Regions from separate parts of the Homo sapiens genome. Here region 1 is linked to region 2. The links are chromatin contacts, found by Hi-C or POLR2A ChIA-PET in ENCODE. All regions are on one chromosome and are shown on one strand. Each heading gives the region's core, a stretch centred on a gene start or an enhancer-like site at or near the end of the contact. The rest is flanking DNA. Distances are from core to core; before and after follow the strand shown.

The links. A loop is a pair of places that touch in the nucleus more often than their neighbours do. ChIA-PET counts read pairs that join two places held with the same protein, here RNA polymerase II (POLR2A). Pooled maps may share reads with other maps.
Region 1: POLR2A ChIA-PET joins it to region 2 with 12 read pairs in activated T-cell. The contact joins two enhancer-like sites. A Hi-C loop is called at or near these places in 3 of 37 single-sample maps with no recorded cell type and 3 of 50 pooled maps. POLR2A ChIA-PET finds 5 or more read pairs at or near these places in 1 of 52 experiments (activated T-cell).

What each region holds. Positions count from the first base shown.
Region 1 is chr10:4,262,294-4,266,951 of GRCh38, forward strand. No RefSeq gene overlaps it. Among named protein-coding and RNA genes, the nearest start is that of LINC00702, 21 kb to the left of the region's middle. Within about 2 kb of position 1,403, at least 4 of the 41 ENCODE cell types and tissues checked have a DNase peak (open chromatin) inside an H3K27ac peak, as active enhancers do.
Region 2 is chr10:3,920,922-3,925,895 of GRCh38, forward strand. All of the region lies in intron 1 of LINC02660 (long intergenic non-protein coding RNA 2660), which reads left to right. Among named protein-coding and RNA genes, the nearest start is that of LINC02660, 11 kb to the left of the region's middle. Within about 2 kb of position 3,555, at least 4 of the 41 ENCODE cell types and tissues checked have a DNase peak (open chromatin) inside an H3K27ac peak, as active enhancers do.

The DNA.
Region 1 (4,658 bases), core at 153-2,652, 340 kb after region 2:
CATGCCTGGCCGTTATTTCAATCCCATAAGAATATCAATCTGTACTGTAATCTTTAAGAAAGCAGACTAGTACAAATGTCTCTGGCTTTAAAATAGATACACATATTTTAAATGGAGAATAAGAACATTAACTCTAAGACAGAAACCTGTTAAAAAAAGTATAGAAGATAAATAGTAGGAGAAAGGTATAATGTTCAGCCATGTTAAAAATAATGTTTGCATATAATTTGGTACTAATAAAAGCAATTAAATACTCCTTAGGTTTGAATACTTGATGTGACACAGTATTTGTAATGGGTATATGTCACAAAGCAGTAGTGATGTCCGGCCCATCACAGATGACCGGCAGTAGTGATGTCCAGCTCGTCACAGATGACTATCAGAGAGTATGTGTCATGGGAATATCTTCTGACCTTTCTCATATAACGGGTGGCAGCAGACATCAAGAGAGACAGGGGCTCCTGTCAAAATGATCTGGGATATGGCAGGCAAGAAGGAGCAGCAGTTAACCCAAAGATTTCCATATTTCCATAGAAAAATACAAACACACACACACACACACACACACACATTTATTTTCTTTTTAGAGAACACAGATAATGTGTAGTTATATATTTCTTTATTTCCAAACATTAAGCTGTAATGGAAATCAGCTTGTTTTAATAATGTAATTTAGCTTAATCTTCGATGGAGCTTTAGTGAGCTATTTTCTAGAATTTTTAGAAAGTAAGTCATTTGCTGTTTATGAGTCTCATTACATAATCTCTGGGCCATTTGAATTGCAAGAGATATTAAATCAAAATGTTTATAAAAGGTTATCTATGTATTCTATGACACAGTATGTCTGAGATGGCTAGCATTTGAGAAACAAAGATGTTCTTATTTGTCTCCTTTAATTTGAAATGTAAATTTAGTTTGGTTTAAAGTGGAATGCCATAGATAACTATCAGAATAAAACAATGTGTGTATTTGTGTGTGTGAGGGTGTGTAGATTGGTAGATAGATGATAGATGATAAATAATAGCTATACAGACGGAAGATAGCTATATGGACATTTAAGGTACCTAAATTATCATATATTGTCACATCTTGACTCCTAATTACATCCAGGTGCATATGAAAATAAAAGGTTTGAGCTATTTTAAATCCTGTGTGTATGTTTGTTATTTCCCAACATTCACCTTTGCCCTCTTGCAAACTATCTTTCCTGTAGCAGCCAAAGTGATTTAAAAATAAAATACAAATATTTTAGACCTTCGAAAGGGCTGGCATCACACTTAGAACCAAATCTAAACTCCCGGCTACAGCCTGCCTCTCCTAGCTCCTACGCCATGACTGCCCCCAACCCACCCCAGCTCTCTAAGCTCCCACCCTAGACCTCACTGGCTTCCTGCCAGCCTTAGGACACAGGCTCCTTCCGTTTCTTCAGCCTGAGATGGCCACTCCCTGGGGCTGGTCTCTGTAAGCTGGCTCCTTCTAGCACTGCTGGGGCTCTGCCTAACCTCCCACAGACCCCTTAACCAGCTCTGTGGGCTCTGCCCAGCTTCTAGGGAGTTGCATCCTGGTTCAGGGCATCTTCCTGGGGCTTGTAGGCCTCCCACAAGGGAGGTGACTGCCGGGTGGGTGTGTGAAGCCCAGCTCCCTTCCCTCCACAGCAAACTGCAGAGGTAGCATCATCACCAAGCATCTGAGCACACAGGCTGAGGCTGAGACCCCCTGAGAAGCTGTCCCCGCCTGGCATCTCCTGCTTCCCTCTCTTGACCCTTACATTGCCAGATTGGCTTCTTCTGGAAGCAGTTCTTTAATCGATCGCTTACAGGTAAATCTTCATCTCAGCATGTACCTCTGGGAAGTCTGAGGCAAGACAAATGGCAGCTCCAAAGCCACCTCCAACCCCCTTCTGACAAAGACAGCCCATTCAGGGACCTAGTATTCGTTTCAAGTCCAGGGCCCCCCAGGATCCCAAGCATGGGGTCCCTGGGATTGGGGGCACTGCCTCCAGCCTGGGCTGCATGTTTTATATTTTCTCTGTTTATTCCCTTGATGAGACTTATTACTATCTGTAATTATGCATCCTTTGTTTATGTGAATATTGGTTTCCTCCAGTAAGTCACACTCTCTATGGAAACAGCAGCTTCATTTGCACCCTTCACTGCCACACCTTGGCTGCCATGATGGCACGCAGAGAAGGCAGGTGCTGCTGGATGCTGGGGACATGAGAACCTTGCTCTCGAAGAGGAAGATCCTGCCTCTCTTCACCAAATTCTTACATCCCCATTTCCATAAGCTGCGTCATTGTCTCTGCTGACCCTCAGCTTCTCGGCCTATCCTTGTTGCCCTGGCTCCTGGGGCCAGCAGGGCTGGTGGCTGCAGGAATTTATGAGGGCATGTACCTGTGAAGAGCGAACAGTGGTAGTGCCTGATGGCCAATTTTTGAGATGCCTAAAAGCTTTCTCAGGGCGCCTGGGCATGACCATTAGGAAAGGAGCATGCATTATGAAGAGTGTGGTCCTTTTCTAGCTCAGCGAGATTTACTTCCCCAGGTGGAGCTGGTAAAAGCACAAGCACCCTCGATAAACCCTGAGGAGCTCAGGTGGTTGCCCAGGGAGTGGAGCCTGGTGAGGACATTTCCCTGGAGATCAGGCACCGGAATGTCTGCTTCCTAGCTTTTCTGGGAGTAGGGGATGCAGAAAGCAGAAGTGAATGGAACAAGTTCCTTATGACCTTTCACCATTTGGCAAATGTGTGTGATAGAATATGCAGAAGAATGGACCAGGCAAGGTGGTTCATGCCTGTAATCCCAGCACTTTGGGAGGCCAAGCCAGGAAGATCGCTTGAGCCCAAGAATTCAAGACCAGTTTGGGCAGCAAAGTTAGACCCCAACTCTACATATATAAGAAATTAGGTGTGTAATCCCAGCACTTTGGGAGGCCGAGGCAGGTGGATCCCCTGAGGTCGGGAGTTTGAGACTAGCCTGACCAACATGGAGAAACCCCGTCTCTACTAAAAAATACAAAATTAGCCAGGTGTGGTGGTGCATGCCTGTAATCCCAGCTACTCAGGAGGCTGAAGCAGGAGAATGGCTTGAACCCGGGAGGCGGAGGTTGCGGTGAGCTGAGATCACGCCATTGCACTCCAGCCTGGGCGACAAGAATGAAACTTTGTCTCAAAAAAAAAAAAAAAAAAAAAAGAAATTAGGTGGATGTGGTGATGAGCTCCTGTAGTCCCAGCTACTCTGGAGGTTGAGGCAAGATGATTACTTGAGCCTGAAATGTCAAGGCTGCAATGAGCTGTGATCATACCACCGTACTCCAGCCTGGGTGACAAGGCACAACCCTGTCTCAAAAAACAAACACAGAGGATGCAGAAGAATGGATGTCACATTTAATTTTTTAAAAAAATATATATCCTGTGAGACATTTAACTCAATGATTTATTAATTCAAGAAATCTTTATTTAGCACTTTGTATGTGCTAGGCCCTGGTCTAGACATTGGGAGCACAGAAGTGACCAAACGCAGACATATTTTGCCTTCCTGTTTGATATTCTAGTTGGCTGAGAGAAACAATAAATGAACACTCGGAAGGTTGATGGGTTGGCAAAAGTGAGAGAGACTGGACTTGGTGGGGAAGCTTGGTGGTGGTGGCAATAAGCTTTTAAGCAAAGATTTAAATAAAGCAAGGAAGCAGTCCATGCAAGCACCTTCAGGAAGTGTGTTTCAGGCAGAGACACGGTGGGTGAATGCTCTGAGGCTGTAACAAGCTGAGGGGGAACAAGAAACACTAAAATTCTGTGAATTCCAGCGGCATCAGTTGAATGTTAATTATGGCACATCAGGTACTTTCCCTTAGCAGCCAACAGAGTAAAAGGGAGTCGGTCTATGTACATAGATGATTGCTTTTGAGGTGGCACTTAACACCTGTGTTTCCATCATATCCCAGTGGTAGACTAGAAAATGGCAACAAATAATAGAATTTGTGTTATTCTCATAGGATCTTTTTAATAAGTTATAGATTCATCTGAGGGAGTACCAGACTATTGGGTTTTAGAGATTGACAGCAAAGAAGAACTTAGGCATGAATCTTCTTAATAACAGCTAATATAGAAATAGAGGAAAAAATCATTCTCACAATACAGATAGATTAGAAAGTAATCATTTATATTCAACAAGTATTTATTGCATAACTAAAAGATTCTATGTGAGAGTACTACACGTAATGATTTTCTGTGAAGCAGTTAAGATACAATTTGTTCCTCTAAGAAGGAAAACAGGATGTATGCATCTATGTTCTCTGCCAAGCACACTAAGGCTTTTGCTTTTAATTCATAAACATTATGCAATACAATGGCATACAATAAAGTTCCTCTTTGTTTAGTAGAGCTGAGGGTGTCCCAGTTGGTTGCAATATATATATTTAATAATTAGATTGTGTGTGTGTGCACAAGTGTGTGCATGCACATGTATGTGTGCATGCATGTGTCTGCATATATGCACACACACGAGGGTGTGTAAGTGGGTATGCATGTGTGTGTGTGTGTATATGTTCACATGTGAGTGTGTGTGAATGGACATGCTTGTGTGTGTGTGTTCACATTGTGCAATCCAAATGCCCTGCTTTATGCATCTGTATTCAAGACTCAAGTCCTGCGGGGACAGA
Region 2 (4,974 bases), core at 2,305-4,804:
GCTAGAAGAAAATGTGGTCACTTAAGTTCTCTTCCTCTTGTTTCTCAGTGCTGAGTCCACTGTACACGTCAACTATTTCACACACACCCATTTTTCTCCCTCAATCCACCTTTCCCCTTTGACATTTGGATCATAGCTATCGTAATGTGTGCTGAATTATTTGTTGGGATCATTGGATTATGCCTTGCTGGACAAAATAATTCAAGTTAATTCATAGAGGCAATCTACTTTCAGTATTTATTTATTTAGAGAAAGAGTCTTTCTCTGTCACCTAGGCTGGAGTGCAGTGGTACAATCTCAACTCACTGCAACCTCTGCCTCCCGGGTTCAAACGATTCTCCTGCCTCAGCCTCCCGACTAGCTGGGACTATAGGCACCCACCACCACATCTGGCTAATTTTTGTATTTTTAGTCGAGACGGGGTTTCGCTATGTTGGTCAGTCTGGTCTCGAACTCCTGACCTCAGGTGATCCACCCGCCTTGGCCTCCCAAAGTGCTGGGATTACAGGGGTGAGCCATTGCTTCTGGACTCTTTTTAATTTTATTTTTAAATAGCAGTGACAAATATTTACTCCCTCTTTCTTTTCCTCTCACCTAGTAAGATCTTTTTCTCCATCACGTAACACACGCCCTGTGCTTTGGTGCCTGCACATCCCCATTTCTTTGGCTGCCTTAGGAGACGTGTTCCATCCTCGTCCATTAACCCCTCCCTACCGAAAGGATGTTTCCCAGCAGCCTCCACTTTGATATGATATTCTGGTGTTGCTCTAGACAAGGATACACTTGGGATAGGTTAGAAACATTCCTTTCTGGCTGGGCACAGTGGCTAATGCCTGTAATCCCAGAACTTTGGGAGGCTTAGGTGGGCGGATCACCTGAGGTCGGGAGTTTGAGACCAGCCTTGCCTACATGGCGAAACCCTGTCTCTACTGAAAATACAAAAATTAGCTGGACGTGGTGGTGTGTGCTTGTTGTCCCAGCTACTCGGGAGGCTGAGGCTGAGACAGGCTGAGGCACTTGAACCTGGGCGGTGGAGGTTGCAGTGAGCCAAGATTACGCCATTGCACTCCAACCTGGGAGACCAGAGTGAAACTCCATCTCAAAAAAGAAAAGGAAAGAAAAGAAAAGAGAAGAAAAGAAAATGTTCCTTTTTCTGAATAACCTCCTCCCTCTCTGTATGTAGATGAACCCCCGTCTTGAATTAGGCACCTCATATTCTCTAAGTCATAGGGTCTGTGTGGATTCATGCCATCTAGAACTGATGGCTGATATGGCGATTTCATCTTGTTAGTACACAGCTCTCACCTGCTATTTTTGCTTAAAGAGAAAACTACCCAGCGTTATCAGCCTGAGTACAAAAAAAATTAAAGTGCTATAAAAATACACATTGACTACTTGACAAATCCACGTGTTTCTGGTGTTATTTCAGTTGCATTGCATAAGGATTTAATTAGAAGACCCTTACAAGAACTAAAAGTTATTTCAAAAATAAGGTATTAATTTTCTGTCATGAAATTAAGAACTGATGGATAAATGGATAAGAGGCAGTTTGCATGATTGATAGTGACCCTTTGTGAATATAGCCTGCAGTTTTTGTTTTTATATGATTTCTAAAACATGCTATTTCAAAAAATTGTGGAGCAGTAGTCAGGAATCTTAGAATGATAAGTAGCAGAAATACAGCTTTTTTTTTTTTTTTTTTTGAGATGGAGTCCATTGCCCAGGCTGGAGTGTAGTGGCACGATCTCGGCTCACTGCGACCTCCACCTCCCGGGTTCAAGTGATTCTCCTGCCTCAGCCTTCTGAGTAGCTGAGACTACAGGTACTCACAACCATGCCTGGCTAATATTTTTTTGGGGGTATTTTTCTTTTAAGAGAGATGGGGTTTTGTCACATCGGCCAGACTGGTCTCAAGCTCCTGACCTCAAGTGTTCCTCCCACCTTGGCCTCCCAAAGTGCTGGGATTACAGGCGTGAGCCACCACACCCGGTCATCATGTTAGAATAAACCAAAGGGGCTCAGGTAAGGTAGCAGTCCCAGGAGTGGGCTGTCCTTAGGTACTGCCAAACCCAGGAGCTCAATAATATTACTGGAATTCTGTTTTTCAGTGTGTGTCTTGCAATTCTGCTTCACATAATGCTGGCTTCATCTTCAGACATGCTTTCTCTGCGTAGTAGAAAAGGCAGCCCCTGCAAAGTTCCTGGATCTCAAGAAAAGATGATTTCCTGCTTTCTTACCAATCCTCACCCATTTTAGGGCATTTATCTGTCCAGGCTGGGTCACTGGCTGACCTGTGGGTATGGAAGTGCACCTGCCGAGGTGAAGCACTAGTGCTTGGCTGCTGGAATAACAGGCTGATATCTAAGGCTGAGGAATGGTGCCCCTTGCACCGTAAGGAAGAGGGAACCAGCCATGTCCCACAGCTGGTTGTTGTTTGTAACAATCGTGGAAACTCAGTGTTCATCTCAGTTCTGCTGTGTGTTTGTGGGAGTCTTGGAATGATTATTCTGAACTATTTCACGGCATAGACTTGGGATGTCCAGACCTTGGCTGCCCTGCCCTGCACACTTCTATGTATTTATTAAGTATTTTCCAAGGAGTACTGCCATGTTGTGATCTTTTAGTCTTATCTAAGGCAGAAAGCAAGAAGCTGAGAGGGTGGGCTTGGATGCAGAACCCCCAACTTGATCATTTTCTGTGGGTTCTTGAGGGATGCATGGAGAGAGGCCACTCCAGAAATGGTTTCTTTTTATTTATTTATTTATTTTTTCTGCAATCTCTGCCTCCGGGTTTAAGTGATCCTCCTGCCTCAGCCTCCTGAGTAGTTGGGATTACAGGTGCATGCCACCATGCTCAGTTAATTTTTTTGTTCTTTTAGTAGAGATAGGATTTCACCATGTTGGCCAGGCTGGTCTCAAACCCCTGACCTCAGACAACCTGCCCACCTCAGCCTCTCAAAGTGTTGGAATTATAGGTTTGAGCCACCATGCCCAGCTGGTTTCTTTCTTTCTTTTTTTCTTTATTTTGAGACGGAGTCTTGCTCTTGTCACCCAAGCTGGATTGCACCGGTGCCATCTTGGCTCACTGCAAACTCTGCCTCCCGGGTTCAAGTTATTCTCCTGTCTCAGCCTCCTGAGTAGCTGGGATTACAGGCGCTCACCACCATGCCTGGCTAATTTTTGTACTTTTAGTAGAGATGGGGTTTCATCTGTTGAGAGCTTTGGGCTCAAACCCAAATGTGCTCCCTTGATGAGCTGGGTGGGGCTTGTGTCAACATTTCCAACCCTTTCTTCCTACCTGCCTGGCACCTCATTCCAAAACCCCTATTTTATTCTTGGTCTTTCAGGTATTAATGACCTCACATTGATAAGAATTCCTCAAGGAAGGAAAGGGAAGGGCACTGCTGAAATGGCTTGTTCTTCCCCCCAGCCCAAGCTTCTGTCTCTAATATCATGGAATCGCCAAATACGGTCTCCACATAGTTGTTCTTGACTATCCCATGTCAGAGTAGAGCGGGATGACTCAATTTTGTCTAGAGTTTAGGCTGAGCCACTAATAGAATCCAACACAGGCAAGGCAAAGGATGTGGTAATTAACATGGAGTGTGGTGACCACAGAAAGAATTGATGGAAGCATGTGAGGAAATGTGTCAACCGGAAAAGCAGCAGCTCAGCTCCTGGGGCCCAGTGTGGACTTGCCTTCAGGAGGTGATGATGTCGCTTTTGACCTGTGGGTCAGAGTAAAAATTGTGTAAAATCAGTTCCCAGTGTACAAACTGATGGATGTTAAAGGTTAATTTGTAAATAACTTTATATTTCTATGGGGAAAAAGCTTCCTAAGTTCCATGTAGGTTCTTGGGCCACTGTTTATGATAGAATTATAATACCAGATACTCAAAATGTCAAATGTCAGACAAAAATATTATGAATATACAGAATATACAGTATTTTCTTCTTCTTCTTCTTTTTTTTTTTTTTTGGATACAGAGTCTTGCTCTGTCATCCAGGTTGGAGTGCAGTGGCATGATCTCAGTTCACTGCAACCTCCACCTCTCGGGTTTAAGTGATCCTCCTGCCTCAGCCTCCTGAGTAGCTGGGATTACAAGTGTGTGCCACCACACCTGGACAGTTTTGTATTTTTATTGGAGACGGAGTTTCACCATGTTGACCAGGCTGGTCTCAAACTCCTGACCTCAACTGATCCACCCGCCTTGGCCTCACAAGGTGCTGGGATTACAGACGTCAGCCACTGCACCCAGCATGTAAAGTATTTTCTCTAACATATAATTTAAATACCAAATAAAGGCATGCTATGTGTTTCATTTAATGTCCAATTAAATGGAGTCAAATCTCACCCTCATGTCAAATTATCCTTCAGCCTATGTGCTGGGACAAAAGTTTTCATGACTGTAATCACCACAAGGCCTTCCTGTGTTGTACATGCAGATGGCCACAGCCTCACAGTCTAGTAGAAAAGTCTACCCGAAGCCTCTGAGAGGCCCAACATAATCAGGGACCACAGGAAACAGTAGAGCAATAGCAATGAAAAGGGGACGGAGTGCTGTGGGGTTCAGCCAGTGAAATGTGAAGAAACTCCAGGTCCTAGAATGTGGAATCCAGGAGAGCCACAGGCTTGCAGTCAGAGTTCGAGGGCCAGGCCGACTAAGAACTGGAGAGGCTGGGATTCACCGGGAGGCATGGGATGGAAGGGGTTGTCACCACACAGGAGCCAGGAACCCAGAGACAGGCAGCTGCAATGCAGAAAGAGGAAAAGACATCTTTTGAGGAAGCAAGCAAAAAATAATTCTGAATTAGTTTATACTGGTCCAGAGGTTTGTTTTAGTGCCAGCAATGGAGATATCAGTAAAAACTGAATCCTAATTATAATAATATTTTTAATGGAATAAATGCATTTTATCAACTTGAATTACTTATCTCCTTATTTTATATTATTATATATTACAAATATATGATT